5 separate regions of the Mus musculus genome follow, and regions 1, 3, 4 and 5 are each linked to region 2. A link is a loop called in an ENCODE intact Hi-C map of the cell type or tissue named here. Cell type or tissue: gastrocnemius. All regions are shown on one strand. Links, peaks and the distances in the headings refer to the core of each region. The heading gives the core; the rest is flanking DNA.

Region 1 (6,370 bases), core at 921-5,920, 47 kb after region 2:
GGGCAACTCCTCTACCAGGAAAGTACATTCCTGTACCACCTCCACCCCCAATTTCTGATTGCCACAAGGTGAGCAATCGTATTCCTTAAGTCATTCTATGCTGGGCTTCTGCCCCACCAGTCACAAAACTGAACTAACGGACCACAGCCAGAAAGCCCTGAAATTGTGTGTCCAAAAAAAAAAAAAAATCAATCTTTCATTCTTTAAACTGTTTTTCCCATGTAATTGTCACAGTGATTAAAAAGCTGATTTTCATAGGATGAAGCTAAGGAGTCCTCTAGGATGTAGTTTACAAGTGGAGAAAACATTCCTTAATAGGGCAAGAAGACCTTGGGTTTAAGTAGACTTAACATTGTGGCCATCTTCAACAGTTTTTCCAAATCCCTTCAGAAACTGAGAAGGCAGAACAAATCAAGACTGAGTAGAATAGTCCATATTAAAGACCCTGAATTACCTCTGCAGCCTCACACTGGGGTAGGCAAGTTCCTAGCAGAGTCATCCTGGAGACAACCTCTCCCCACTGCCACCCAGCAAAGGAATGATAGCTTCAGTCATTTGGACTTTTCATTGGCCTCAAAGTTTTCAAGTTTCCTCAAGCTCCACGAATCAGGTGGTAAGGCAAGTCACTGAAGGGATCTTTTTAGGAAATCCTCAATTATCTTACTTCTAATTGTCCATATTTTATTTGAAAATAATAAAACTACATTGTCTGAGCTATCATCTCACTACTTAAAACTGCCAATCTCCTTGTTCATCAATGCTTTGAGAATGCATGTAACTTTTAGAGTGGTATACTGCTACCATACTTGGGTGGACCAAAGAGTTGATGTACACACTTCCCATGACAAAGATGACACTCAAGTATTTTATAATACTTATGCTATTGCTTTAAATTAAACACAAAACCTCATCTTCTGTTTATGGGCATTCAATATTACCCATAAAATAAAATATAAAGCTAATGAAGAAAATTCTGCAAAAACAAAAGCATAGTGGTATCTCACTGTGTATTTTTCCTTTATTTGTATCTACAGTTTCAACACAGTAAGCTAGAATAACTCCTAGATGCATTATACTGAATGTTGGGTGTATATTAATCCTTTCAAGCCACAGGGGAGCTATTGAACAAATTACAGCTCCATGTACTGACCATGGCCTATTGGCTCAGAAGTAATACTTTGCCTATTAGAGGTAAAACATTATCTGTTCATTCTCCAGAGGCTCTTTATTTGTTGTTTATTTAAACTAGTGGAGAATGAAGAGGCCAAGTAAGGAAGGAAAAGTTTTCTATATTTTAACACTGATAAACTTTAGCTACTTAAAGAAAACTTGGGTTTCTATGGAGCACTATCAATTCATGAGCCAAATAAAACAGAACGACTTCCTTAAATTGTACTGTCTAAATTGAAATCAAAAGAGGAAAGCAGTTCAACAGAGCAGAACAGTTACTTCGGTTTTGCTAATCTCTCTATACTTTAATATATAACAATTACTCCATTATATTAATTTTTTAAACTATAAGTTATCATGTTGCCTACTCTTGGTTAAAACAGCCCAATCTACTGGGCAGCTCTAAATTTTGATTAAGCATCCTAATATATAATTAATGTGCTGATGTGTAATAAATCTGGAAACCTCTTAACTGGGCCCAAAATGCCTGTGGATGCTCTTATGGGAACTTCAAACAGCCTACCTATAGCAAGGCATCAAACAATTCCAGATCAGTGGTTGCAGAGAAGAGTATGTCTTTGTACCAAGGGTATCCTGGACTTTGTAAGGAAGGAAGCTTGATTTAAACCCCCACCCTAGCATACCAATCACACAGAACAATATAACTTGAAGAGAGATAAGTCCAGGGTCTCCCCAGAAAGATAACCTACGGGTGCTGAAGTTCCTTGAGTTATCTATCCACTGGCGTGCATATGGACCCACTTCTGGCAAGACGGCTAGTGTTTCAAAAATACACTCATATTTAGCTATCACAGGCAAATTTCTATTACTCATAAACAGAACTCAGGCTAAGATTTCTGAAGAATTGCCTCTCTGGGCTTAAAAAAAATCTAGACTTGAATGATAACATTCAGTACTTGCAGCTGCCACTGAACTGTTCGCTGAAAACCTTAAAAAGCAACATGCCAAAGGGAGATATATGTAGTCAGCTTTTCTTTTTTGACATTTGTCATTTAATATCTGATAACGTATTCAAGATCAATACAGCCTCCTTTCTTAAAGCTTAAAGTAAACGTTGAAATAAAATACAAATACTTTAAAGACTCTCCATGAACTGAATAAATAAGCCATCTGTGACTCAGGCTTCCCTATCGTGTTTTTAGGCTGACCCACTTCTCCAGTCACCATGGTTCGCAGAATCTCACTTCTAAGGGGCAGCAGTAACAGTCTGTGCCAGCGCATAGTTTGAATCCAACAGGGTAAAAGGCTGAGGCAAACAGCACCTACAAAGGGACACCGGTCTTTATTTAAAATGATCCTCCAAACCCCGCCTCTAAAACAGAACTTCAATACCAGCCTTAACCAGAAGCAGTCTTTTCTCGAAGAAAAAAAAATCAAGTCTGTAGGGGAGAAAAGAGGGCAGCATAGATTGAGAAACCGATCAAATGTTAAAGTACTTGGTGCATTTGGCTTTGGAGATCAGACACCAGTTTTGCAGGAGGGGCAAGGTCGGGGCCGCGGGAACTCCGTTCACCCGTCAGCTCTGCTCTAGAAAGCTCTGAGGGCACGCTCAGAGGCCGCAAAGCTGAACGCCCTCAGGCGTCGGCTGAGACCTGTCTCCCTCCCCCTCTCCCGGTCTCGGCGCCCCTTTCCCGGCCTGGGAGGCAGAACTTTGCGCAGTTCGTCGCCAGCAGCCGAGACCGCCAGAGGCGCATCCCTATCCCACCCCCACCGCCGGCTCTGCGGGTTTCCTCTCTACAGGGGGTTAGTGGCGGCTGGGGGGGGGGGGCGCGAAAGAACTAGAAGGATGCCAAGGCACAAGTGGAACGACTTGCATCTCCCTCGCCTCGCCGGTCCAAGACGCCGCCACCGCAAAGGGAAGGGCCTTGCGTCCTTGCTAAGTTCCCACCCGAACCACTCGCCGTGGTAGGGTGAGGCCAAGCCAGCGGGGGCGCGCGGCAGGTGACTGTCGCGTCGCGGGTTCCCGGGCCCGAGTCGCAGTCTCCCCGCCCACCTCAGCCCTCGCCCACCACTGCGTGCTCCCCGAGAGCTGGGAGACCTGCACCTCACAATGGTCTCGGGATGAGGACACCGCCAAACGGAGCCTCCGGTCTAGGGGCTCCCGCACGCCACGAGCGGGCGCGGGAGCCCTGAGGTGCGCGCGGTCCCCGCCCTGTCGCGCCCGCGCGCCACCTCCTACCCTTTGGCGTGTTCGGTCTCCTCCTCATTGTCTCCGTCTATTCCGCACGTGTCCTGGTCGTCCAGCTCTAGGCTCTGCTGGCTGGCCGCAGACTCGCTGTCCTCCGCCATCGCGGCGGCTCCGAACGGCTGGGGAGGCGGCGCTCCGAGCAGCAAGCAAGGCGCGACAGGGCGGGCGCGGCCGCAGCTCCCTCTAGTGCCGCCCACCCTCGGGCACCGAGTCTCGAGTCTGCGGCCCCGCCCACCCCCCGGTCACGCCCATCACAGCCGGCCCGGCCCCGCCCACTCCCTTGAGGCTCCCGCCTGTCTATGCAGTCCCGCCCGCCTCAGTCAGGGCGGGCCCCGCCCACATTGCGTGCCTACACCCGCCCACTTCATCAGTTCTCCCACTTAGGCAGTCGAGGCCCCGCCTACCTCGCCTTCCCACTTCCGCCTATTTTAGCGGGTGAAGACCGGCTCCTCTCGTGGTCCCGTTTCCGCCTGGGCTAGCGAGGCTCCGCCCACCTCGCCTTCCGCTTCGGCTCCACTCCGCCAGCACTGCCCCGCCCACCTCGCTCGCCCGCTCGGGCCTCCTCAGCGGGCACGGCCCCGCCCACCTCAGCCAGCAGAAGGGCGAAAGCACGAGGCCGGCCCTTCCTCAGTCTAAAGCTGTGAGGTGGGGCGGTGGGGGAATGGTGGAGCCGGAGCGGGAGCCGGAGGCCGAGGCTTTTGGGCTTGGGGCGTGGCCTGAATGAGGATGCGTTTGTGGCTCCAAGGCTAGACCTGGTCACTGCAGGCTGGATTGCAGGGCTGCGCGGCAGCCTTTGCGACCACTGCCTACAGATTCTATATGTCTGTGTGCCTCAGCGCTCTCGACTTCTGCAGGGATTTTTTTTTTCACTCAGGCCTGCGATTCCCTAAAGCTCTCCCTGCCTCCTCTTCCACATGTTCTTCAAAATTTTCCATTTCACATTTTAGTATCTAATGCTTATCGAGCCAAAGCTCCGCCCTCCCCACCTCCCCGCTGCAAGCAGCCTCAGAGTCCTCAACAGAAAATGACTGGAGTTGGTTTTTGTTTGGTTGACTGGGGTTTTTGTTTGTTTGGTTGGTTTTTTTCTTTTGCTTGCATGTTTTTGTCTAGATGGGTTCGGCTGAGAACAGAATGAACATTTTGTGAAACATGAAGACACCCAGATTAGGGGGATTGGGTCGTTTTAGGCAAGTCTGTCGGCTCTCTCCTAAGTGAAGGTCATGACCTAGACCACCAAGGAAACCTGTATGGGCAGTGTTGAAATCGTCCTCCATCAGGAAACAGGAGAGGAAGAAAGCCAAGCATGGTGGCCCATGCCTGTTATCCCAGCAGTCCTGGATGTAAAAAGTCCCGGAGGTCAAAATGAGGAGTTCTTTGAGGCCAGCATCCACTGCATACAGAGTTCAAGGACATCTTGAGCAACAACAGACTCCTCTCAGGGAAAATAAAGGACTGGGGGATAGAGGAAAGAGAATCTCCTGGGTGTACCAGATAAGGCAAAGGTGAAATCCATATTGCTGTTAAATACTTCCCACAGCAGGCACTCGGTTGCATTCCAGAGACAGGGATTTTTCAAAGATCCTGCCAGACCACCAGAAGACTGTGAGGCGGTTTTACAAAGGCAGTTGCTGAGAAAGTTACCCAAACTCTGTAACGAGGGGAAAACTCCCTAAAAGCCACCTGAAAATTTTAGTGTAAAGCAAATCTCCCCCCAAACACGCACACAAGTGCACACACACACACACACACATGACTATGTGGTTAACATGCAATGAGCTCGAATGACCTAGAGACAAAACTTGCAGAGCAATTTCAAAGCCCAACATTTGTCTGACCTTCTTGGAGGAAGTGTAAGTGGGACCCAAAGATGGAGAAAATGCACTTCTGTGCTTAACAATTGCAACTATTTCTCAGACAAGGTCAAATGTGGCCTCTAGGTTCAGACTTTAGGATAAAGGCAGGCAGAGATGACTAAGGTTCCTGACCCTCATCTTCATAAACTGAATATAGCTGAATAATTAACCTGTCAACAGAGACCTAACCAGGAGGTATGAAGTCAGTCATTTTAACCTGTCAGAGGGCTTGGTGGCAAGACAATAGAGACTGGGGAAATCAATATCAAGATTAACATATAAAGGAAGCCAATAGGCAAAGAAAACATGGAAGCCTTCCCTCCCACCCCCTACCCTCAGTCCACATAGCACAGAATAGAAAAACACATTATAAGCACATTGTATTCAAATGTGTGAGAGACTGGTGCTTTCTGAATGTCCTGTGAAGGTTCCTGTGTCTTATGGCATAGTCTTTTGAGGCCCTTCCCTCAGCCCACTAACCCACTCTGTTTCTCAGGAGTGCCATTTCTTTCTTAGTAAAGTAACTATTTCTAACCGTGTGTTCCCCAGTGCAGTTTCTTATCCTGAGACACAAGAGTCAGGTGCTCTCTGAGCTCAGAGCAACCCATGTCTATAACATGTTCAAGCATTTTTCAAACTCCCAAGGCAAAGGAAATACAGCACACATTTATTTATTTTAACTTTCAACAAACATTACCTAAGAAACCAAAAAAAAAAAAAAAATCAAGAAAGCAAATAATTCTGGAGAAATTGAAGAGAGGACATTAGAATTCAGTAAACATCAGAAAATAATGACAAGCAGGGAACATTGTTCTGCAGAATGCAAAGGAACAGGGCCAGACATTTGCACAGTGTTAGATTGAAGCCTTATATAATCCAAATGCTTCTCTGCAGAATATTAATCTTTTACAGGAGAGAGAAGTTTGTGGCCAGCCCCGGAGGAGTCCTAAATTCTATCATCATGTGCAGAAACTCACCTCGCCTCCAAAGGGCTTTCTGTCTCTCTCTGGCTTCATCCAGGAGTCAGAGCCAAGTGGCAGTGTCGGGAAGATGAAATCCAAGTTGAGGGGAAAACACTTGTGCAGAGTGTTTGCCAGTGTGTTAAAAGTGTCCCGTGGGACTTTCTCCTTCTGCTTGG
Region 2 (6,370 bases), core at 963-5,962:
TCAAATAGAAAACAAGGCCCAAAATAGTAGCGGCTATATATAATTTGTATTAACTTAATTCTGCCACAGCTGTCACTGGGTCATAGTGGTTCCATTTGTCAGACATGTACCATGTGGCAGGCACTGTGGTAAGCATCTTACACAGAATATTCTTCTAATCCTCAGAATAGGCACTATTTTTATCATTTCATAGTTGGCTAATTAACTTGCCTGAGGTGTAGGGACACTAGTTAGTGGGAAGGCTAGGGTGTCAACATAGCAGCCTGGCGGCAGAGGCTTGTAATGTAAGAGCTGGAACTTTGGTGGGACAACACTCATAGCCATTACCTTTTTACTTCTTTATCTTGCCCCTCTTTCTGCCTTTTTTTATTTTTATTTATTTATTTATTTATTTATTTATTTATTTTTCTGTTATGGTGTGTGCAAGTTCTGGCCCCGAAGGCCCAGTCTGCAGCCTCCTGTCTCAGTCTTCCACGAGCCAGGATTTTATGTGAACCTTTAGTATTTCAATTCTACCATCGCGATTTGTCTTTAGCGCTACATGACTGCGGGTAATAGTAAAGGACGTCTTATATGGCACAGTCAAAACTCGACCGAACTTAATCTAGTTCATCTACTTGTGATAGAAACCACAGCACGCTTTTCCTGTAAAAACTTCAACAATCTTTGACCACAAGCAACAGTGTTTGTTCTGTTTAAATGTTCAATAGGTGGTGAATAATGGAAACGTAGAAGCTAGATCCTATATGTTAGTCTAAAATGAGCAATGAAAACACCGAGAAAAAAGAGGAAGATAAAGAGAAGGACCTGAATCCTCCCAAATTCATAAGAACAGAAAGTAATTCCTGTCAAGTAATTTTTATTTATTTATTTATTTATTTATTTATTTATTTATTTAATGTATGTGAGTACATTGTTGCTGTCTTCAGACACACCAGAAGAGGGCATTGGATCCCATTACAGATGGTTGTGAGCTGGGACTTGAACTCAGGACCTCTGAAAGAGCAGTCAGTGCTCTTACCCGCTGAGCCATCTCTCCTGCCTTTTTTTTTTGTTTGTTTTGTTTTGTTTTTTGTTTTTTTGAGACAGGGTTTCTCTGTATAGTCCTGGATGTCCTGGAACTCACTTTGTAGACCAGGCTGGCCTCGAACTCAGAAATCCGCCTGCCTCCCGAGTACTGGGATTAAAGGCGTGCGTAATTTTTAATCTTTAGTACATTATTCCACTGCTTACCAGTTGTAACTTTCCAGTGATTTTGTTTCATAACCTTTCTTATTTTTTGTCTCCGTTTGTCAGAAGGCACAACAGCTATTGCCGGAGTACTCTGGAGTACTGCTGTGGAACTAAATGCAGCCCCTATTTTCCTTTCAGTGTGCCCAAGATTCTACACATAATCTCTAAGTACATGCAACCCTATAACCCCTATTTATTTGATTTTCGTGGCAGAACACGAGCTCCGCCTACCTGCCTCTGCATTACGTCACTCCCAGTCAGGGGCGTCAGGCGTGGTGTGTGGACTAAACCTGGCACAGCACTGCGCAGGCGTGTATTCTGTCTCGCGAGAGTCTGTGGTTGCTGTAGTAACCAGCCTCTCCCAGGGACGCGTGCAGGGGAATGGGTGGCTATAAGGGCTGGAGTTTTGTATCCCCAGAACAAAAAGAGACAGCAAGGCAGAAGCAACTGGGCTAAAAATGGAGAGCCAAAAGGAGAGACGAACCTCTCACAGAACCGAGCTGTTCCGCATCGTCATTTTGGACGACCAGTCAGAAGGGAGAGGCTGGTTACTACAGCAACCACAGACTCTCGCGAGACAGAATACACGCCTGCGCAGTGCTGTGCCAGGTTTAGTCCACACACCACGCCTGACGTCCCTGACTGGGAGTGACGTAATGCAGAGGCAGGTAGGCGGAGCTCGTGTTCTGCGCACGCTCAGTGCAGGCGCACGTGGAGCGGGCGCAGTGGTTCCTGGTAGTGACCGAGTTGCTGTAGTGAAGCGATCCGTCACGTGGTCTCCGCGGGGCGCTTCTGCTCAGGTGGGCGCGTGCGTGCCTGTGGCTCGAGTCCCGGCCCGTGGGCACCCGGGTCACCGCGGGGTGGGGGTCATCCAGAGCCCGCTCTCCCTGAGGTTCTTTCCGGCTGGTCTCAGCCGATCCCTGCCTTCGGGGGTTTCCTTCCGTCGTGTTGTGTGATGCGGGTACCCCTTCGTCCTCCCGAGACCGCGGGAGCTTCTCTGCTGCTGACAGCCTTTCTAGGGTCTCTTCCCAAATCAAGGTCTCTGTGACGCGATTCTAATCGCGCCGCCCTTCTTGAAAGGCTCTAGAGTCACCATCTTGTCCTTACCCAGTATCTTCAACTCCAGCATCTCTGTTCGGGCGATACTGAACTTTAATGTTCTTCTGTAATCCCTCACTGCCCGCTTCCTTCTTGGGCTATCTAAAGAATTCCTTCAAAGGAGGAATATTTTAGATTGCGGTTGGTTAATGGTCGTTTTCTCCAGAGACTTCAACTAAGGCCTGTTCCTCAAGATAACCTCACTACTCTGGCTTTAGAGTGAGCCGTTTTTATTACTCGCAGAAGCTTTTTGCTTTGCCCAATGCCTAATGGCCTGCAACAGCAAGGATAATTCATAATAATTTGATAGAAAAAAATGTATGTAAGTGCTCTACCAGGCACAGTGTACGTTGAATAAGGACATGAGAAACCAGAGGCCTCATTAAATAGCCAGAATCTGTAATATGGGTGATGAGTGAAAGGAGAAATGCTTGAGAAATGGGAGTAAACATTTTGAGTTTGTAATTGGTCCTGTAGGCAGTAGCAGCTTGCAGACATAGTTGGCAAGGTACTTGATCAAGCTCTGTGAACCTGTTAATATTCAGCATTTTAAAAATTAGTATTGCATGGCGGTCATCTTATGTAGGCTTGGTTCTTTTTTTCATCTCCCCTTCCAGGTTTTTGTGAATCAGAGACATACATCCCAATCTTGCAATCCCTTGGTTGCAGAGCATCTGTGAGTGTCCCCCATGCTAGGCAGGGACAGTAGCTGACTTGCAGTTTGGCAAGCGTTGTGGTGGGACCATTTGTCCCTTGCTTCCTGGTCATTTTACTCAAAGCTAGCTACCAGCTGCTGGTCACCTCGATAGATTTGGACGACCTGTTCTTGAATCTCTTAGCTTGTGAGGAGCATGCAGCTCATGGGGATTGATGGAAGCAGTTATTATGGAAGCAGCTATAGCCAGTGTCTGTAGCAGTGGGCAGCACTGACAGAATCAAGATTGCAGCTCTTACTGGGAGTGAGTGCAACACCATCTCCAAAGGCCGTGCAGTCTGGAGATGCCACCTGCCTCACATCAACATCTCCAAATGTTGGGCAGCTTTTTACCAGCACCTGTGGCACAGTTGACTCCCAGAAATTCCAGCTCAGTAAGCTCTAGGGTGAGTCAGCCATCTGATGGTTCTTAAAAACCACAGGTTATTTCTAAGATAGATCCATGATTAAAAGAAGTCTTTAGAAAAACTAGCTGTGAGTTGTACAGTGAGTCTGCTTCCTAATCCATGCCAGGGAACTCTGTAAGTTTGTTAGGAACAAGATGCGTGGAGAAAGTGCCCTGAATTAGAGGAACCTTAAGCAGGGGGGACTTATTTGAAGTTTGTCAACTGGGTCTTCATAGTTCTCAGATGAACTCTAAGAAGGAGACAACTGAGAGCAGAGGTATACAGTTGCCTTTGGGAAGGATAAACAGGGTTTAAATGAATGAATGCCCGACAAGAGAGCAGTTAACGTCCTAACTTGTCTGTAAGGTTAATTATTATAGGAAGAACAAATAACAGTGTTTTGTTTCGGATTTGCTTTTGGAAGGAGCGCAGCCCATTTACTTCTCCCTAATGGATTAATCTCTGAATTTCATATTTTTTTTATTTTTCATGAAATTGCCCGCCAAAGCAGTCATCTTATAATCATGTGAGAGGGAAAATATGGGCCTGCATGTTTCAAATGTTTTAGGGACTTGGGAATCATGAGAGGAGGGAGACTTAAAGTTTTAGCCATGGACAGATTACTACGGTTTTGCTTCTTAAAATCTGACCTGGTTCATTATGAACTTCAGAGACTACAGAAGGTTAAGCTCTGTGTGGGCAGACACAGGGGCTTCAGAGCCCACCAGCATCTGTGTCTGGAACACCATCTGCCCACTGCAGTAACTCAGTAAGTATGCTTATAAATGAATGAATGAGGGGTTGGCAAGATGTTTCAGAGGGAAGAGGCATTTACTACCAAGCCTGTGACTTGAGTTCATTCCCTTGAGACTCACATGGAGAAAACCATTTTAATAGAGCTGTCCTCTGACCACATGTGCTATGACCCCAAACCTAATAAATGTCTTTAACATTTTTAAAATAAATGAGTGGAATTCCAATTAGAGTTTGGAAGATGCTCACAAATCTGTAAGATTAACACCAGTCACTCTCACATTGCCTGTTGAGCATCATGAAAAAATAGGGAGAATTAAGTCTTCCTTGTGCCACAGAAATTCTCTGACTGGTTATCTAGTTGGGCCCATATAATTAGACTTGCTGTAGCATATCAGCCTGGAATAAAAAACAAAACAACAGAGACTGGAGACTATAACCAAAATGTTCTCAAGACATGCATTGCTGACAGGAGTTTCATCATTTTGTTTCTTTCCAAAGGGTTTTCAAGATGGCTGCAGCCCCTCAGGCACCAAAGAGGGGATCTATTCGGAAGACTAGACCTCTGGTTGTAAAAACATCACTAAACAACCCTTATGTTATTTCCTGGAGCACCTTGGAGAGAGAAGACATACACTTTATATTACAGACTCTCGAAGCCAAGTTTAAATTGATTGGACTTCAGAAAATTGAAGATAAGAAGAAAAGGAAAAAAACAGCTCTTATGAAAAAGCAAAGTTGCCGGCCAGATATTGAGATTAGCGAGGATCCAAAAGAGCCTGATGGGGATGTGCTGGTGTCAGGGTGGACACCTGTACACGTCAGGAAACAGCTGGTCATTGGTGTTAATGAAGTCACCAGAGCTCTGGAGAGGAATGAACTGCTCCTGGTTCTAGTGTGTAAGTCAGTCAAGCCTGCCATCATCACCTCACACCTGATTCAGCTGAGTCTAAGCAGAACTGTTCCTGCCTGTCAGGTACCTCAGCTCAGCGAGAGAATTGCTCCTGTCATTGGCTTAAAATGTGTGCTAGCCTTGGGTTTCAGAAAGAACACCAGGGACTTTGCTGATGAAGTAGAAGCCATCATTCCCAGGGTGCCCAGCTTAAACGTGCCATGGCTTCCAGACAGAACCCAAGGTCCCACAGACAGTTTAGAGACTGAACCCTCGGAAAGCCAGGACAACGAGATTTTGGACACGTCATTTGATGACCTTACAAAACTTAGTAAGAGGAAGCTTGCTGAAGGTGGACAAGCTTCAGCTGCAACATTACAACCCCTTAAAATAAAAAAGCTCATTCCCAACCCTAGTAAGATAAGAAAACCACCCAAAAGTAAAAAGTCCATTTCCAAGTAGTTTTGTATGACTTGTCACTATGTCTAATGTCTAAATGAGCACTGAAAGAAATAAAATCAAAACTTACATATATTCTTAGGATCCTGCATGGAGGTGCTTTTCTCTTTGGGTGGGGCAGATGAAGTACAGAAAACACTCAAAACAATGATTAACAAAACCAAAGTTTATTAAGACTAATGTCCATGCGCATATAAATTCACTGCTTTAAAGGCTGGTACAATGCTTGCTTGCAAGAACATCAGTTTCCTACAGCACTTAACATTTCTCTACCGAACTTGGAAAATGGGCCACAGACATGGTCTAGCAAGGTGGGTGAAGCAACTGAAGAAAGTCCTCAGTTGCAACGGAGAGAGAGAGAGACACTAAATGTTAAGCAGTACACTGCCTTCAGAGCGGCATGTCATTTTTACTTTGTGGTAATTTGGCTTTCTTTGTAGGTAAGCATCAAGGCAGGCTTGGGAGAAAGGCTTAATTGATACAGAACAAAAGCCTGATAAGGTTGTTTCATAAGAATTCTCTCCCTGCGCATCATCAGTTTCCTTGTAATATATAACATCTATCAAGAGTACATTAGGGGCAGAGCTCTATGGCAGAATATGTGCTTACCAGCACATACTATCCCTGGCTTGATCCCCAGCACCAAAAACAAACAAAAATCAAAGCTAACAACTCTAAAAACAAAACCTAAGCCAGAACTTATTACAGCAGTACTTAGCTGACATGTGGCACGAGGACAGACAAGACAGTGATGGGTCTTTCTGGCTGGGAGTGGAGCTGTCAGGACTTTACTAATCCACTCTGTCTGGAAGTCATTGTGGAATTTAGGAGGTG
Region 3 (6,370 bases), core at 829-5,828, 100 kb after region 2:
TTTGTTACTCAAGTGATGTTGCCTATCACCTGCCATGGTCTAAGGCCCATTTTTTCATGGTATCCTCCCGTATCCTGCAGCAGGACCCGAATCTAGAGATGACACCAGCTTTTCTCCAGCCCCACTACTCACTTTGGACCCCCCAGTTACGGCTAAGTCCTGATGAATGGCTTCACCTACATTTTCCCATTTTAAAGGCTTCTATCTGCAGCTTCGAAAGGTAGAAAGAGAAAAAAAAACGTGTGTGTGTGTGTTCACAGGTATGTGCAGGTGTGTGTACATGTGGAGACCAGAGGTCAACCTCAGGTGCCATTCCTTGGGCACTGTTTAGCTTGCTTTTGTAAGATAAGGCTTCATATCTTGGAGCCTGTTGATTAGGCTAGGCTGACTGGCCAGCAAGACTCAGGGATCTGCCTGTTTCTGTCTCTCCAGAACTAGGATCACAAGTGTGTGTTACAACAGCTGGATTGTTACATAGGTTATGGGGATCGAAGTCAGAGCCTCAAGATTGCACAGCAAGTTCTTTACTGGCCTAAGTCAGCTCGCTACCAATATAAAAAGTATTTAAGGAAATACATGTTTATGTGGGTGAAAAACTTCAGAGAAAACCACAAAATGCCAGCAGGAGTCATCTCTGCATAATAGGTTTTAGTGACTGACTTATATAACAACCAAATAACTGAAAATATAACCCAACTATATACCCTTTAGATATTAGTGGGGAAAACGTGGAAAAAGTGGAAGAGTTTGTAGTTTAACTCACATTATTGTACAAACACTGATGTCTTAGTTTTATTTGAGTGTAGTATATGTGTAGAACATGTTCATGTGTGTGTATGTAAGATATGTGTGTATACATGTGTGTTCATTTGTGGAGACCAGAGGCCGACTCTGGTCATCTTCTACTATCGCCACCTTATTTTTTTTTAATTTATGTGTATTTTGCCTACAAGAACGTATGTGCTGGATCCATTAGCAGGCATCTGTGATTACAGCACTCCTACAGTGTGTAGGGAGAGATGAGGGGCAGAGATACGAGAACTGTCCTGAAGCTTGCAGAGCAGCGGGCTTGGAATGTGCACGCAGGAACAGAAAAAAGACAAATCCTCTTCCAATGAAGTAGCAGGTAAAAGCTGACTCCTGGAAGTTCCCTTTGACCTCCACATATCTGCACAAACACACATCATATGTACATAAACAATCTAAGTAAATAACTGAAAATAACCCCAAAAGCATGAGGGCGCATATTGGGGGAGGGGCACCTTTGTTAATTTTTTTATTGCTTTCTGTCCCTACCATTGAGTTAAGAGACACTTAGAATTTCTTGGACTTCGCAGGTTAGCTGTCAGGCACTGCTACTATAAGAGTTAGTGTTGTAAGTCTACAGTTCAAACATATTAAAATAAACATCATTCATATTTAAAACTCATTCCCAATTTTTTCCTATGGTCAATTCTTACTGTCCACAGAAGTTATATCCTGTGGGATGATTCTAGGGTCCCATGTGTGTCAGGCAAGCACAACTAGCTGAGCTACACCCCTGGCCCTGACTTGTTAGCTTTGCTGTCAGTGTAGTCCAGACCCGAGCAAAGCCTCTTTAGCACATGTGTTGCTTCTGCAAGGCACAGCACAGCCCTCTCATGCTTAAGAACTCTACACAAGACTTTAGCATTATGCTTGGATGCCATTTGTAACATCAAGATGGCTGTCAACAAGGCAATAACTTGTTACTCATTGGCAAAGGTGCCTTCACAATTCAGAATTGAATACTCCTCATGCCTATAAGTGATCTAAAGGAGATAGTGCAGCTGGGTGTGGTCCCAGTTATGTGTTAACCCAGCATGTGTGAGGATGAAGTAGGAAGACCGGGACCCATGTGGCAGAAGACGACAATCTTCTGACCCCTGTAAGTTGTCCTTTGATCTTCATGGGCATACTGTGGCATGCACACCCCACCCAATAAACAAATATATGTAAAGCAAAATTTAAAACTTCAGAGTAGGGAAATTTGCAAATCTTTGACCCTTGAACAATGTAGATTAGCTATTCTGCTATTACCTATGCCCCACTGTGGGTTTTGTGGGCAAATAATGCAAAACTGGGACAGCAAGCGTCTATTCCAAACTTGTGGGTCCTGGAGTATCGCACTAATTGCTTAAAATTGTCCACAGTGGAAGTTTTCTACCGCAGGAGCAAAGACTACCAGCAGAGCTTGATCTGTTCACTAAGGAGAGCAGAGGAGAGCATGCTGACTTTTTTCTGGAGTGATCTTACAGCGGCATTATGTCTGGGTTCATTATGGATGGTCGGCACTGAAGAGTTGAGGGTATATTCGTCCAGAGTGCTAAAACTGGTTCAGCAGACATGGCACTCCATGGCGGTGGCTAAGAGATGTGCTGACATTCATCATCTTAATCATTAATTCAAGGAGTGACAATTGTCCATGCCAGACTACCCATGACAATCACGATCAAAGGCAGAGTCAACTGTCCAAGAGCTTCCCATAAAGTATTCTGTATATTATTATCAGGAGCATCTATAACTTAAATTCTTTCCTAGAGAGCTCTCTCTATTAGCAGCACAACTTCTCTCAGCTGAGCAACTTTTATTTATTTTGCCACCAAGCCCCCATTTAGTTACTTAGGTGTAAAACAAAAAAGAATGCTATGCAATCTTCCCCCAAACTGCAAACCAACCTCATTATTGCTCCAGTACTTTTGTTTCCAGGCAGGAACAACATGGACCTTGTCAGCCTTCTTCCATTTCCCACCTTACCTGGAAGACAGGACCAGAGCTGTTTCCCACCTTCCCACAGTCCACCCTGAGTGTCTGGGTTGGCCCTGCTCTTCTCCAGGGCGCTGAGAACTGACCACTAGGTGGCAGGAGCTGGGTGCCTTTCATTGCTTGGGTTGTCTGATATTCATGGGAAGCATTGAGGCATATTTCTCTCTCATGGCCCTCACTGGGCTAGAGGGAAGGTAAATGCATTGTTGAAAGACTGCAGCTGTGGTGGTTTGTTTAGAGGATTCTAGTGTCGCCATTAGTGCTTTCTGAGGAAAAAAAAATAATGTCTGGACCTCACTGTGGACAACTCTAATGGGAAATGAAGGTCTCTTTGGCAGAAGCAATTCCCTTTTGGCAAACCCAGGTGTGCTGTGACAACTGCTACCAGATCAGTACTTGCCACCACTGGATTACACTGTGTAAGATATTCCTGTCCTATCTCTAGAACCAGAGAGAATAGTTAGCATGTTGCATGTTTCTACAGGTTACATGGAAGGCTCTTCGGGATGCTGACACAGTTCCATTGGCAGGAAGCACAGACACGGCTGTGAAGGCCTGGGAACCGGCTGCAGCAGGGAGACCTCCCAGTGTTCTCCTTTCACCCCCATGACTAATGCCAGGCCTTGGGTGTTCCTGAAGAGGCAACTTTTTGCTTCTGTGGGATTGACAAAGGAGCCCCCATTGGAGTTATAGGAAAGTCAGCAAGGACTCACCTGCCACCTATGGGTGACACTGTTTCCTACACAAGCCCTGCCAGCCTTGCTGGTTAAAGCATTGTCTCCCATCCACTTAGCTGTCCAACGGTCAGGACTGTCTCAACTATTTTCTCCTTTTAAAGTAAAATATTAAAAAGAATCCTCATCTAAAAATTCAGAAAATAAAAACCAGTTCCATTAGTTTTATACTTGTGGAATCTGCAAGTGAAGGTTTGGTATGTAATCAAACACAGCTGCTGTAATTTTTCCCTGCCAGTCTTTCTCACATTCTGACATCATGTCTATTAACTTCCTTTGAGATGGGGCTGCCCTTGAACTTCTGTATCTGAGGCTGCCCCCACCTCTCCCATGCTGTGTGCTGGTATTATAGGTGGGCACTAACCCACTTGCTTTTATGTGGTACTGAGGACTTCACATGTGCCAGGCAAACACTTTACCAACTGAGCCACATCCTGGGCCCTCCATTAATAAATCTGATAAACAAGGTTATATATCTGGGATAGTTCTGTCTATTTAACAAACTCTTCTTGAAACTGTTGCAAGACAAACTGATTTCCAGCATAAGAAACAAAAACCAAACCAAAAAACCCCCAGTGGTTTCTCATAAAATTCAGCTATCTCTCCTTACCTAAAACATCACGAGGATGTTACCATTCATTCTTGAGTGAGACTAAAGACAAAGGTGGGTTTTTTAATCCTACTATTAATTCCTGGTATTTATGCATCCATAACCCCCCAACATTGAAGTCTCCCTTCAATGCCAAAGTCAAAGAACAGCAACGTCTTATTGACAATTTCCCAACAAAGAATGAATCAGAATAAACACATATTTTTTTCCTTCTTCCAAGTTTATTTTGAGTTTTCATTTTTGGACAACCAAGCAGCTCTTAAAGGAGAATGCGCAGAAGAGTCATTCTGGCACTTTTGGACAGTACATGAGTGTTTTTAACAGTCACATTCAATCCCCCTGCTCAGCCCATACTCTCACGTTCGGTGAGCAAGAAGGGCACACGGGATTCTAGAGTTAATACATAACCCTATATACAAACAGCCAGTGGAACCATAATGGTGGCTAGTGACCAAAGGGAGGGAGTAGGAATGGGCATCTCTAGTGTCCTCCTCTAGTCTATCTCAGCTAAACAGACCCACGTTACACATGATAACTAGAGCGTATACTGCGTTGAAATGAGGATGCTCAGTACGAATGGCACTTGGCAGCATGCAGTTCCAAGAACAAGGTATCGTTTAGTAACTTTATATAAAATCCAGGCAGTTCAATTGAAAGGGTTACGAAAAGACATGAAACCGAGGGACTGTCTGTTGTCACTGTAAAAAAGGCACTTGGAGATAATGGGACCAGAATTGAAGAACTGACTCTTAGCTGATAAAAACTTCAGTACAGTTTTATTAAAAGGCTTAGAGATGTTAAGAGCTGACACCCGGGTTCTGAGTTCCTGAAGGGCGACACCGAAACCAACCACAGAGAAGTAGAACTGAAGGAAGCAAAACGTTTACAACTGAAACTGAATCATACTTTAAAGAAAGAGAAAAAACCCAACACCCTATGTGTGTGTGTGGAGAGAGAAAGAGAGAGAGAGAGAGAGAGAGAGAGAAAGAGAGAGAGAGAGAGGGAGAGAGAGAGGCCTAATTAAAGCAAAGCATAAGCAAGGTAACAAAGAAGCAGCAATGCATAGCTTTCCTTTGAGATAACATCGACGTCCAGAAAGTTCTCGCCACCCAGCTTCCCAGTGAGAGCGTCACAGTAGCGTTATCATGATAGAATTAGAGAGGGTTCAGACAATGCAAAGAGCATTTCATCTGTTTCCAGAATCTGAGAGAGAACTGAGGTGATCCTTGGAGCATAGCAATCCCACATGTGGTTTGTCAGCATCTCTACTGTGACAAGTCAGGTCCGTAGAATGACATGTCTCGCAGCCACCTTCTCGGAGGGGCAGCACCTGTCAGTCACCTTTCGTTCTGTCATAACCGTAATTCCCATGTCAAGGCAGTAAGCATCTACTTGCATGGTTTTCACTCCTCAGCTTCTCCACACGCAGGTATGCACTTCCATGAGAAAGGATATTTGGCAATTTTATAATCCGCATTTTAGGGGCTTATCGATGGCTCATTTGATGTTGAAGGCCATCAAGGGCCTTTCCTCTCGTTTCTGCCAGGGGCTTTTCTTATCTTCTCCTTGGTCATCGTCATCGTCATCGTCATCTTCATCTTCATCATTGGCGGATCTTCTCTGGTTGGGACTGGCTAATGGCTCCAGGGGAACGTCTGAAGTTCGTTTGGTTGTCTCTTCCTGCAGGCTGGGCAGCTGCCCGCCACTCCTCCGACCTGACCCTTCCAACAAGCATCGCAGTGCACTGTCCTCGGGGGTGCAGACCGTGGCTGCACACTCACTGCCGCTCGGGTCCATGTCCTCAAGGTACAGGAGCTGCGTGCAGGCAGTGCTGTCGGGAGCTCTGGGATCTTTTTGCTGGTGCTCCTGCAGAGGTGTGTGGCTCTGCTGGAGAGACAAAGGGTCTCCCCTTCCCTTCCGGGCAGATTTTGGTTCATTCATATCCACACCAGAGTCCAAACTGGCATCATTACTTCCGTTCCTTCCAGCTCTTTGGAGATCAATGTATGAGTGTCTAACGTGAGCGTTGGACCTTCCATCTAGGGAGACAAACCATGCCCGAGGGTGTGGAAGTGGCTTTCCACCCCCAAGTTCCATCAGTGCCTTTTCGGTGAGGAGCTGCACCTCGCTGTTCATTTGAGCCAAAGCTGCATCATTCAGGGATGCAGGGATAGACAGTGACTCTGACATGGATGCACTCTGAGAGCTCCACTCCCGTGCACCTGCTTCCTGTAGGTGCTGC
Region 4 (6,262 bases), core at 1,263-6,262, 180 kb before region 2:
TGAGACAGAATGAGAAAAGGACTCGTAGGAACAGCCAGTGAGGTAGGACAAGATAAAGGCCCAGTGTTCTCCCCAGAGGCAATGACAATAAACAACAACAACAAAACAAACAAAAACCCATCTAACTGATCACCAGTGTTATGAGCCACCAATAGAATGAAAAATGTCTTCTGACGTATCTTTTACTCATCTTAATTATCAAATACATTAAGTCTACAAAGAAGACACCTGCTGTCATGATCACTGTTGTGAGCAGGAATTCATCAGTCTCTAAGCAATCTCCCATCTTGTCTTCCTATAAGAGAGATCCAGTCTTGCAAAGGTCTCATATCTCTTCCCCAGCATATCCTCATTTGATTTCTAAACATCTCTGCCATTCTGACAAGGAATCATCAATCCAAATGAGGAAACTCAAGAACTCTAACTTTTGTTTTTAAAGATGGACATTTGTCTCACCAAAACATGCATGAAATTTTGCCACAGTGCATATGTATCCTTTATCAGTACTCTGCCTGTTGAGTATAATAACAGAGTTTTAAATCCATGGGATGAGAGACATCATCTAGAGAGACTTTTTAAAAGTACATAGCTGCGTGGTGTGTAGTGAAATGATTTTTTGAATCTTCTGAGAAACCGTGGGGGAGGGGGAGACACTACCTGGTGGAAACTGGAAAAACATTAAATCCAGGAGAACCTGACAACCCTCCCAGAGATGGGGCAAGCTACAGGATGGAAAGACACCAAGACAAGGCAGTAGACCTGGGGAAAAAGAAAGGTAGAGAATCCATAGGAAGGTAGAGTCAATAGACAAGCAATTGGCCAGCAGAAAGAAAGAAAGAAAGAAAGAAAGAAAGAAAGAAAGAAAGAAAGAAAGAAAGAAAGGAAGGAAGGAAGGAAGGAAGGAAGGAAGGAAGGAAGGAAGGAAGGAAGGAAGGAAGGAAGAGGAAATACAGAACAAACCAGTTAATTTTGTTAACCTCATAACCTCATAGCATAGGAATAAGTTCCATTTGAGGATTACTTTTTAACTACATCACGTTTTTTGAATACTTAGTCACTCCATAATCACCTGACAGAAAATATGTCCGGAACTCTGGGGAGAAGGTGGCTTGGATACAGAGATGTAGAATTTACTGGACAGTCAGGCAGATTGATTTTTTTTTGCACTGTATGCAGACTGATAATAAATACAGAGGGCATGACACAGAAAAATTCCAACAACTAAGCCATGGCTAGGCCAAGCATTGATGGCACGCATCTTTAATCCCCACACTGGGGAGGCAGAGGCAGGCAGATCTCTCTGTGAGCTTGAAGACAGTGTGCTTCATAGTGAGTTACAAGCCATTTAGGGCTACATAGTGAGACCCTGTATCAAAAGGAAGGAAGGGAGGGAGGGAGGGAGGGAGGGAGGGAGGGAGGGAGGGAGGGAGGAAGAAAGGAAGAAACAAAAAACAGAAGCCAGCCATAGCCAAAGGTTGAGAAGCACATGAACAAATCTGGAAAATGTTTGCCGTGATGGAGGCAAAGACAGAGCAGCGGCAATGTCAAAGTCATCAAGGCAGGGACTTCAGGAAAGAAAAAATTCTAATACTGTCGGGAGTCACAGAGAAACCCAAGTTCAACCCTTGGATGTCCTTGGATTAGTCTCTGATAACCTCAGCACAGATGATGGAGCTAGTAACTTAAGGGTCCCCATTTGTGTGCATTGGTGTGATGTCAAATGTGTGTGTTACATTGTTGTTATTTAAGGTTCAGGGTTTTCTTTGTTGTTTTGTTTTGTTTAAGGTTTATTTATTTTATATATGTGAGTACACTGTCACTGTCCTCAGCCACACCAGAAGAGGGCATCAGACCCCATTACAGATTGTGAGCCACCATGTAGTTGCTGGGAATTGCACTCAGGACCTCTGGAAAAGCAGTCAGTGCTCTTAACCACTGAGCCATCTCTCCAGCCCTTTTTTGTTTATTAAAGTAGTTTCATACATCAATCTATAATGATTTCAAAATAGTTTGAAGTTCTATAATAAAATCCTGCTTGCCCAAGATGAGATCTTTAACTGAAATTATAACTGTTAAACCAGTATCTTTAGCTACAGAAATTTTAAATAACATCTAAACTTATTTTAAATTTCTAGAGGAAGGTTTGATAATTGCTGATAGAAAGCTGGACTCCAACTACTATTAATACTATTTACTTACAATAAGACTCAACTGCCCATTCCACATGAATCTTGTCTCCATTTTCTGTTCAGTACATCTGCTCTCAAGATGAGAAGATATATGTTTACATCACTTCAATAAAACAAGAAGTGCTACAGTGGTCCCAAAGGGACTATCAAAACTGTTCATCTTGGCTCTTGTTAACAGTCCTCTACAAAATACACTGTTTTTTTGTTTTGTTTTGTTTTTACAAAACCTAGGTACTATAACACCCTCAAAACCAGGTGGGATGGTGGAATTGAAGGTATGATCGCCAAGTCCACAGAAGAAAACAGGCGTCTATTTTATCGTTCTCTAGGAATTAATGTGCTCCTTTGTAAAGCAGCTTGTCTATAAAGTCCTAGTCAGCCGTACCCTTGTCTTTGATTTCAGCAACCCTAACGTATTGCCATGTTTTATTTACCTCCTAGGAATGGCAATTAGTTTGAACCTCAAAACATGTCTTCTGAGCAGAGAAGCAAGTCTCCTCGGTTAGGAGCAACAAAATCAAGTTGGCAGCGGAGACCATTTGCACAAAATCTAATACGAATCCTATTTCACTCCTTTTTCTGCGCCACCTTAATAATGACAGCAAAAGCAGAAGGGTGAAATGTTATTTACAGCTTGGGCCGGGAGAAGCTGCTTAGGCAATTGCTAGGCTGAGCGCGGTGTCGCCGCCATGCAAGCAGGTCACACACCGCTCACCTTCACAGTCAGCCCTCGGCCCCACACCGGCCTCCAGGCCCTGCGCCAGCACAGGGTTCGAGATACAAAACCCGGCGCAAAAGGTCACCAGAGCAGTTGGACTGATGCACCGCATGCTGAGCCTGGGACCCGGAACTACCCACACCTTCCTTACTGTAGTGGGGGCTGCCTCGTGAAGCCGGAAAGAGGCAGGAAACAAGTGACGCAATCTCACCAGGCGTTCCCATTGGCTCTGATGAACGGCGCTCAGGAGAGGGAGGAGCTAATGACCCTCTTCCGGGCCTTTCCGGCTTGAGCTTGAGCAGACCGGCGTTTACGCCGGGCTCCCAAGGAGCGCGGAGTGATGCGCTAAAACTATTGGCTAACCGTTCTGATGAAAGGCGGCATCCTTATGTTGATTGGCTGCGACTTGGGAGGCCGGCGCAGCAGACCGGACGCAGTAGGCGGGCGGGAACGTGAAGTCTCCGCAGTGCCTGATGGGCTTGTTCCGAGGAAGCTAGCTGAAGCTGCTGAAGGGTCCTTCGTTGAGCTGCCGTGGTCTCCGCCGCCTTATGGCGGCGATCGGCGTGCACCTGGGCTGCACATCAGCCTGTGTGGCTGTCTACAAGGTGAGCCTGGGAAGCTGTCTCCGGGTTCCGTGGCGGCCACCCTGTTTTCTGGGCTCCGGGTCATCGGCCCGGGAACCGTGCGTGCAAGCAAGTGGCAATGTTGCGGGTTCTCGGCTCTCCCTCCAAGGCCAAGCACGCTGTGTGGAGGGTGGATACAGAGAGCCGGATCTTGGATACTCCAGGGTATCCTGGACGTCTTGGCTGTTTGAGGAGTTTTAGGGACGAAAAGGCCTCAAGCATGCAGGGTGCACTTAGGAGACCGGGCCATAGGATGCCCAGAAGAGTTCAAAAGACGTCAGGGCTCCAGGATGCCTGGAGTCCTCGGGGCGGGGGACATCGTTCTTGTAAAGACGCCTAGAACAAACCTGGATGTCAGGACCCCCTGGATGCTAGAGAAGTCCTAGTGACAACTGACCGCAGAGTCCCTAAGAGGTCACGGTGACGTCACTGGTTCGGGGTTCCCGGAGGTGGGAGGTATTTGAATTTCTGAGCAACCAGAGCACTGTGTAACTGCCCTCGAGAGAAGGGTTCCTAGTTAAGAACTGACTCTTGCTGTACACACTTGATTCTAGAACTGAGAACTTAACAAGGAACTATAGCTTTTTCCTCCTCAATATCGATGGAGAAGGAACAATGTTAAGGAATTTAACCGATGCTATCTTCGGTTTTAAGTCTCATTCGATTTATCAGGAAAGTCCCAGGGGAGTAGCTACTTCGTTTGTAGGGAAGCAGGTGGAAAAGCTGTATTTGTGGGAGAGTCGTGTAATCATGCTTGCTAGGTATAGAATGTTGTATACATTTGATCCAGCTTACTGCACAGATCTAAACGGGAAAATGCATGGGCTAGAAGAAGCCTTTTATTAAACTATAAGAAACAAATAGTGGCAGTTAAAAGACCAGTTTATGAGGGACAATCTAAGAAAGAGAGACACTGCCAACCTAGTAAGGTTTTGCAAGGTGGAGTAGTCTGAGGACTGAACTCGGGTAGCCTTGTGCTTTTATTGATTGTTACGAAAAAAAGGCCTTTTGGCAAGTCAATTACTGAATACCAGAATGTCTTCTCTGATCTCGTTGTCTGAAGGACCCATTGCCTAAGCAATTATCAACCATTGCAAAAATTCCTGGTTTGCCAAGAATGTCTTGCTACTGAGGTTATGCAATTCCTCAGTTTGAAATTCCCAAAGGAAGAGCAACCCCATAAGTCCCATCACTGATTATTTACAGAAGATGACTTTAAGGCCTGAATGGGTGTCACTCAGGCACCTGAGTGAATGCCAGATACAATGGCATTTCTAAAATTCCATTACAATCTGCAGGTATATTCAATGAGATTGTGCATTCCAGTGTGAGAGAACTAACCCTCTCACATCTTTCCTTAGGATGGCCGGGCCGATGTGGTTGCAAATGATGCAGGGGATAGAGTCACACCAGCCATTGTTGCTTACTCGGAACGTGAACAGGTACGGTCGAGTACTCTCATCGGTGGTTCTTGAAAATAATGCAGAGTCTTGTTGTTAATGTGCAGTTCTTTTTCAGGTGGTTGGACTGGCAGCAAAACAAAGTAGAATAAGACATGTTTCAAGCACAGTAGTGAAAGTGAAACAGATCCTTGGCAGAAGGTATGGCATAAAGTACTTTAAGGTATGGTAGCCAAACATTCAAACCATGCTTGCACATTCTGGGCAGAATGCTAAGGAAACGAGAGACACTCCAGACTGTTTAATGGCGGTTACTTTAGGGAGAGCCCCAGGGGGGTTGTTCAGAAGTTTGCTTCTTGCTGACAGGTCTCATAGTATTAGTGAATGCCAGCACTCACTTCTAGTCATTTATGCCAGTCACAAGTGGTTCTTTGGCCTTTTGCATTCTTGTATCTCCTTGAACTGAGTGAACTAGAATTATTTTGTTGGAATTGGATGATTTCTCTGCATGGTGGTTGAGTTTTGTAAAATCTCTTATCACTGGTCATAATTTCTTCAGCTACTATTGATTTTCCTCCTTGGCCCTTTGTGACACTTTCTGGGAACTAACTTTTCCAGTTGACTCACAAATGTAATCGCTGGAGAAACAGTTTAATTAATATCTTAAGAAGCAGGTCAGTTATCTGTTATGACTTTAATTAGAAGATTCCAGAGGCTTGCTTCCCCAGACTTCCGTCTGTTCGAATCATAGATTATCCTAATAAGTAGGGCCCTTTCATTTCCTCTGGAGTGTGGTGCTTGGCGATGTTTGAGTGTTTTCACATCTATGATGCTATTGAATCCTCTCCATCCCCATAAAAACTGGTTGGCCAGGTATCAGGAGGTCAAGGCACCCGGAATTTGTGACTTTCCCAAATTACAGTGGTGAATTAGATAAGCCTGCAGGTGGGGACTTCTAATCCTTAGCTCCCTCTGCCTTTTCTTCTTCATTTAAGTAGGATGTAAATATTAGGCATTTCTTTGTATTGAATTTAAAACTTGGGGATTGTTAATTAGATTGAATATTTCATTTACATAGGCATGTTTATTTCATGAGCTCTTGACTGCTTACACTAAACTTGATATCACTCTATTAAAGAATGAATTCAGATGTTTTTGTGTGATTATAATCCTATATTCATTAATGTTGGTAGGTGTTATTAAGCGTATTAAAATGTACTGGTAAGCATATTAAAAATAAATTGGCAGCCAGGCGTGGTGGTGCGCGCCTTTAATCCCAGCACTCGGGAGGCAGAGGCAGGTGGATTTCTGAGTTCGAGGCCAGCCTGGTCT
Region 5 (6,370 bases), core at 902-5,901, 89 kb before region 2:
AAAGCTTTCTCATCTTTGCTCTCCGATGTACACTAAATATGACCTGACTTAAGACTTTCTTCTATAAAACTGTGAAACTCTTTCCTTGTTGGAACATGGAATTTAGGATGACCCAAATCTCTGTTCCAGCCCCAAGGTTATTAAAAATGGCCCCAGAATAAACTCTCTTTTTCCCTTTAAGATGAGGTTTCTCGATCCACAGTGGTTACATGGCTAACTCTGATGTGCCATCCGAGTTCAGCACATTTGAAAAGCCACAAAAATGAAGAATATGACAAGAATATTTTCACAGAGGCAGAAGTGATCATGGGATGATGCCAGGAGTAAGCTCTGAGCAGAGGGGTCGGAATGCCAGGGTCAGAGAACATCTGGTTACTCTTGCAGTCATAATACCTGGTTCTATTCACATTCAGATATTCATAAGGAGGAAGCAGGGAAGTAGAGGGAAGTGTTCTGGATATACACACCAACTTATACATTCCACACAGTAGTACCGGTAAAGCCTTGGTTTTGTATAAGATGGTCTTTCCTAGACTACCGGAGGACAATTGCTGTGGATGGGTTGTCTCTACAGGACAATACATTCTGCACTGAGTCTGGTCGTCGACAGAATTTCTCAGAAGTTGGAGCTCCTTGAGAGGCAAGGCAAACTAAAATTCACTCTTACTTACTTGTTCGTTGCTTTTCTCGTTACGACGTACACAGTAGGAAACAGTTGTGAGAATCAAGTTGTCACTGTAAGCAACATGCATGCTTATATTCTTATGACTGAACTTTTTCCGTTCGAGACCCCTTTCCTTTGAGAAGTTTTACACAACACTGGACACATAAGTATATAAAACAGGCATGCAAATAAAAAGTTTGCTGGTAATAAGTCCTAAAGAGATCTATTTGAAAACAAGTCTTTGGTATACATATATTTAAAAACCAAATCAGTCTACTAATGGATGGGCAGGTCTGTTTCTTTTTACAGAAAGAATTAAATCTTGACAATATCTGGTGCTTCAGGATGCAGAATAACTTTAGCATTTTGTTTAGAGTCAATTGATACTAATTTTATAATCATCTGTGCAGAGACTATGGCCTTGCACAAATGAGACAACAAACAAAATGGCAGATGGATATTTACAACCATTTCAGAAATTGTTGAAAATTCTGTTCTATTTCCAAGTAAATTTGATTTTTTTTTTTGAGGTAGGGTTTCTCTATGTAGCCCTGGCTATCCTGGGCCTTGCTCTGCAGACCAGGTTGACCTCAGACTCTGAGATCTGCCTGCCTCTGCCTCCCGAGTACTGGACTCAAAAGCATGCACTACCATGCCCAGCAATTTTTTCTTTTTTATAAAGCTCAAATCAGCATCTAAAAGGATAATTTTGGAAATTGAACATTTCAACACAATACAACCCATCCATATATACTTACACGCTGAAGGATAATGGTAGGAAAATATTAAAAGTCTTTGCTTTCCATAATTAAGTCATTGTTTCTATGTAAGAAAAAAATGCATGTACAGCAAAAATAATTGGAGTTCTTGAATGTGAGGTACTTCAAGCAGTGTTTGTCAGTGTTGTGTGCCATGACAGCTTATGCAATGTGGAGTGTGTTTTGTGTTTAGAATTGAGCCTGGCAGGTGTGGTGGCACAAACCCTTTGTTCCCAGCACTGGGGAGACAGAGGCAGGTAGATCTCTGTGAGTTTGAAGCCAGGCTGGTTCACATATCAAGATCCCGGTCAGCCAGAGCTACATAGGGAGACCCATCACTAAACAACTACAGCAAACACTAGAACAGAGACTTCTGTGTTGTTTGATACAGACATACACTGTGGTATGATCTCCTCAGATTAATTATGTGTTTGCTTTTGAGTTCATTTTTGGCCATTTTGGGTTCAGAAATTGTTTACTCTCTTTACAAACTAAGACAGGGAGACAAGTCATGGAGGGTGAAGGGGAACTGCTAGGGTGTTTGGAGAGAATGAGAGGGAGAGGTGGGTGTGGCTATAATTGAAGGACATTGTTTAGGACTGGAGACACAGCTTGGTAGTTAAGACTTTGTACTGTTCTTGCAGAGAGACCACCTTCAGTTCTCATCACCTGCATCGGGTGGCTCAAAAATCACCTGTCTTTCTAGTCCCAGGGGATCCAACACCCCCGGCCTCCATGAGCATCTGTACACAGGTGCATATACTCACTGAGACATACACATGTATATGCATGTACAGACACAACACACACACACACACACACACACACACACACACACACACACAAAGAGAGAGACAGACAGACAGACAGAGAGACAGAGAGACAGAGACAGAGACAGACTTTTAAAAAAAAGTTACAACGTTTACATGCATGAAATCTGAATATAGGATTCTATGGAGGTTTCAGGTAAGGAACCAAAGAAGCCCACTGCCATACTCTAGGAAATCTGATGGTCAAAACTCATTTATTTGTTCAACAAGTAGTTATCTGCTCTCTACAATGTTACAGCTCCTGGGCAGAACACTAAGGCACAGTGTAAAGCAGTCAAAGAACCCTTGTTCACAGAATGACTACCCCGCATAATGTGTTGCCAGCACTTGGGGAGTTCCAGATGCTGTCTGAAGTGTCCTGTGTTTAGTATTTCTGTCTCACAGCAACCCAAGCAGACAGGCTCTTATTGTTCAGTTGTTACATTGTTATGTAAATTGCACAAGGTCTTCTCAGTAAACAGAGTCCAGACTTAAATTCAAGGCCTGTGTTCTGAAGTGCCTTCCTCGTAGCTACCTTGCTTTTCCTGCTCATAGTGGCAGCAGCGGCAATGTGATGGTGAAATATATTTCCTCACTTTGAGCATGCTGCATACACATTTGCATGCTAGGAGCTGTTCGGCTAGGTATGGCTGGTGCAAAGTGACCCAGGATTACCGAGGAAGACAACAAACCTATAAGAGTCATATGGAAATTTCAAGGCTTTACTGACCTTATAAACCTCTGAAGCTTTCGTTGTTTATTTTGTTTGTTTACTGTGAATAAAATAGAAAGCTATTACAGGGTCACAGCCCAAGCCCAAGACTGACATAATCTTACTTAGATTTTAAGTGTCTGGTGCTGACTGTTGTGTGGAGAACAGGCTATGGGGGTGGGGATCAAGGTTGGGAATTAGTGTGGTGGCCAGAGACTGCCAAGAGATGGCTTTTTGGACTTGGGTGGGAGCTATTAAAGCCAACAGGTCTTGCTGATGGATGGAATAATAGAAACAGAGGATTGTAGGTAACAGCTAGTCAAAGAGGAAAATGTGTAAGTAGAGTTTCCTTTGTTTGGATATGGAATATAAACTGTTTAGATAGGTCTAAAGTTCAGAGATACATCTTGGCTAAGGAAATTAGAGAGTTATAGATCCGTTTTTTTTTTTTAAACTTAAAACCTCTTTAGTGTTAAATGACACTTTTAACTAGGACCTTGCTGAATTTGATCTGTAAAAAAATATGGCTTGTGTTTAACAACTAGTTCACAGAATCCCTGCACTGTTAAGTACTGGTTCCGGGGCTTTTCAATGACTTGGCGTTGACCTTTTCCCTTTCACCCTCGATTTATTAGACAATCATCGTGACTCTCGACTCAAAATACGGATCGTTAATCACTTTTCACCGAAATAGGTGATATATTAACTATCCGTTTAGATACTAATGGGAAAAAAATCTATAGATGGTAACGTTTTCATTTAGTGATCCAAGCACACACTTCTATCAGGATTCTGAACCTGTAAAATGTCTATTCTCTCAAACGCTTTCAACAGCGAGCATTAGTGAGCAGCGCCAACCGGGGAATCCCCTCTGCAGAGAACTCTTCGCCCAGCCTGGCCCTTGTGCATGCGCACAAAGACCCAGAAGCGGGGGGCGGGGTCGGAGGAAACTGGGCTTGGCTCGCTCACGTGGACCGGCCGAGCGGCGTCACGGCGTTGCTAGGAGACGCGCCGGTTACACCGGCCGTAACAGTTGGCCCCTGGCTGTCTCAGCTCAAGATCCCGAGTAGAGAACACGAACACCGCTGCGCCCTCCTGCGAGGCCGGCTGAACGAGGGTAATCGCGGATAGCGGGAGCCGTCCCCCCCCTCCCACACACACACACACTGTATGTATGTGTATGTGATGCCAGGGCTCAGATGCTAGTTCAGTTTCTTCCAGCAGATTATACCTTACAAACATCGTGATATATGGGGGGAAGAAAGCGGTTTCTGGCAGACAGCATGCTAGCTGTGAGAACACTCTTACGGGGTGGCTTTACACAAACGTGGCACACCTAGACCAGAAGGGAGTGCTTGACGGTGGGGGGTACTTTCGTCTTTAAAATGAACATCCGTTTTGAGGACTGTGTTCAGAAAACGATGTTCGGACCCAATGTGAGAACTGAGTTCAGAATACAGTCCCAGTATGTTCGTTATCTCGAACAAGGTTTACACGTAGTTAGAGGGATCCTGCCACCTGCTAGGAGCACAAATCATGATATAAGGTGAGGAGATGGGGATTGGAAGATTAGGCATGTTATCTAATTACGGGTTACAAGGCAAAAGCTCCAGCGACAACACGCTGGACTTGGCCACCCATCCCAAATACACCAATTAAGGAGACACACAAAGTGAACAGTAGAGAAAGATGTAATTAACATGGTACACTAGCGAGGGTAATAAGGAAAAAAATCCTGGGGCCCCAGGTTTGTGTTTGGGGGGCTGGTATGAGCGTAAGGGTTAAGTAGAGGAAGAAACTAAACAGGGCATAAAAGGTATTCATAACGGTCTCATTTAAGTTGTGAGTCCAGGTTGTAGTGTCCTTCACCCCTGTGGTGTCAACTCTCATGCTACAAGGCACCTGGTGGAAATCCAAGATTTCTCAAATTCTTGGCCGCCTAGATCTTCAGCTTTGAAGGGTGGTGAGATAGTTTAAATAGACAGACCATGATTGGATGGTTAACATCCCGGTGCAGATAGGCATTCCTCTGACCCAAAGTAAAGGGGTCAGACAAAACCAAGGCGAAGGTACCAGGCTTCAGCCTCCTTTTGGGTTACCTTGTGGGTCTAAATGAAGAGTTTCTGTGTTATGTTTTTGTAGTCGTTTCTAAATGGCTGTTTGAAGGCTTGAGGTAGTAGCTGGCTCCAGCATAGGTGACTACGGTTACATTAGAACTGAATGTCAGGGACCTAAGTACATACATAACTCTTAATAGTGCTTAATGAAATTCAGTTTCTAAAAAGTAGACATTCAAGCCTTGCCACTTCCTGTTTATAGTGGTACACACACATATGTATGATAGAAATTAAGTGTGTTTTATTATATAATTATATTTACTATGCATATAGTATGCATGGGTACTTTATCTGAGCAAAATTAGAAAACTGATTTACAGAGTCTTAACAAAAACAGAAAGAAATATGTAATTGTAATTTAGTGTCTATTTAAAGAGTAAAAATTAATGAAAAAGTTATGTCTTTCACAAAAGAATTCTTTTTTCTGGCAACAAGTTAACTATTAAAGTATCAATATTTTTATATTGTTTAGATCTTATGCCATTAAGGATGTTAGTCTTGTTTTGCAGTTATGAATTTTAAAATGATTTTGTGCTACTTCAAATACACCCATTCATTATAAAAGGCAATAGCATAAATGGCTTTTAAAAAATGCTTCACAGCCGGCGTGGTGGCACATGCCTCCCAGCACTTGGGAGGCAGAGGCAGGCAGATTTCTGAGTTCGAGGCCAGCCTGGTCTACAGAGTGAGATCCAGGACAGCCAGAGCTATACAGAGAAACCCTATCTTAAAAAAACAACAACAACAACAACAAAAAAAAAACCAAAAACCAAAAAACAAAAAATACTTCACTAAAGAATTTGAGGGAATAGCCATTTTAAAGATGCATCATGCCTGAACATTAGCCAGAGAAGAAGACAACTAAATAATGGCCCCCAATTTATTGGCATACATTGATACCAGCATCCCTTAAACCAGGTGTGATTCAGACATCTGAAATTCCAGCTCTAGGGGAGGAAGCGGGAGGACCAGAAGTTCAGTTCATCCTCAGGGAGTTCGAGACCATGGTTAGCCAACATGAGACCCTGCGTCAAAATCTGCACACAAAGCTCCTACCTGGAATTTTACAAGTCATATCTCTAGCATAATAAAACTGCCCACAGCTAAGTTTCACTACAGTTTTTCATTCTTCCTATTTTTGTGCAACCAGTTCAGACTATTAGGTTTAAATTCAGCGACACCAACCAGTCCAAAAGCAGCGAGCGTCCTTGTCAGAAAGAAGCTGCAGCAGCACTGCCACAGTCGGAGTTGCCCATGGTTTCCAGCATCGCATTCCGAGGCGAGCCTCTGCCTCCTGAAGCCTCCGGAGC

Evidence for each region. Peaks named below come from ENCODE experiments on the same cell type or tissue, not always from the same donor. Only the 100,000 strongest peaks of a DNase experiment are listed, where the experiment ranks them.
Region 1: a loop joins it to region 2, with 3 times the contacts of the local background. A loop is called at or near these places in 19 of 42 quality-filtered maps.
Region 3: it touches region 2 in a loop (2.2-fold over the local background); 6 of 42 quality-filtered maps call a loop at or near these places.
Region 4: a loop joins it to region 2, with 4 times the contacts of the local background. A loop is called at or near these places in 8 of 42 quality-filtered maps.
Region 5: a loop joins it to region 2, with 7 times the contacts of the local background. A loop is called at or near these places in 30 of 42 quality-filtered maps.

The regions. Positions count from the first base shown.
Region 1 is chr2:3,281,407-3,287,776 of GRCm38, reverse strand. Nmt2 (N-myristoyltransferase 2) reads right to left here and starts at 3,565. Exons shown (of 14, transcript NM_008708.2): 1 at 3,371-3,565. The coding sequence starts at 3,480. In gastrocnemius, for the core only: a CTCF peak has its summit at 3,541 (motif pointing left); DNase peaks (open chromatin) are centred at 2,818, 3,142, 3,764, 4,662 and 1 more place; H3K4me3 peaks cover 3,149 bases; H3K27ac peaks cover 4,152 bases.
Region 2 is chr2:3,328,190-3,334,559 of GRCm38, reverse strand. Nmt2 (N-myristoyltransferase 2) reads right to left here. Exons shown (of 14, transcript NM_008708.2): 14 at 5,683-6,370. It overlaps Rpp38 (ribonuclease P/MRP 38 subunit), which reads left to right and starts at 1,932. Exons shown (of 2, transcript NM_001013376.2): 1 at 1,932-2,033; 2 at 4,687-5,611. The coding sequence starts at 4,697. The coding sequence ends at 5,539. It also overlaps a transcript of Acbd7 not described here. In gastrocnemius, for the core only: no CTCF peak of the experiment used is centred there; DNase peaks (open chromatin) are centred at 1,551, 1,913 and 3,098; H3K4me3 peaks cover 2,191 bases; H3K27ac peaks cover 1,955 bases.
Region 3 is chr2:3,225,766-3,232,135 of GRCm38, reverse strand. Fam171a1 (family with sequence similarity 171, member A1) reads right to left here. Exons shown (of 8, transcript NM_001081161.2): 8 at 4,330-6,370. The coding sequence ends at 5,626. Among named protein-coding and RNA genes, the nearest start is that of Nmt2, 55 kb to the left of the region's middle. In gastrocnemius, for the core only: CTCF peaks have their summits at 2,871 (motif pointing right) and 3,528; DNase peaks (open chromatin) are centred at 2,872 and 3,461.
Region 4 is chr2:3,509,884-3,516,145 of GRCm38, reverse strand. It overlaps Hspa14 (heat shock protein 14), which reads left to right and starts at 3,332. Exons shown (of 14, transcript NM_015765.2): 1 at 3,332-3,512; 2 at 4,892-4,972; 3 at 5,049-5,131. The coding sequence starts at 3,456. Cdnf (cerebral dopamine neurotrophic factor) reads right to left here and starts at 3,081. Exons shown (of 4, transcript NM_177647.4): 1 at 2,905-3,081. The coding sequence starts at 3,019. In gastrocnemius, for the core only: no CTCF peak of the experiment used is centred there; DNase peaks (open chromatin) are centred at 3,172 and 3,884; H3K4me3 peaks cover 2,368 bases; H3K27ac peaks cover 1,838 bases.
Region 5 is chr2:3,416,661-3,423,030 of GRCm38, reverse strand. Meig1 (meiosis expressed gene 1) reads left to right here and starts at 3,902. Exons shown (of 3, transcript NM_001355207.1): 1 at 3,902-4,060. In gastrocnemius, for the core only: no CTCF peak of the experiment used is centred there; a DNase peak (open chromatin) is centred at 3,889; H3K4me3 peaks cover 1,196 bases; H3K27ac peaks cover 900 bases.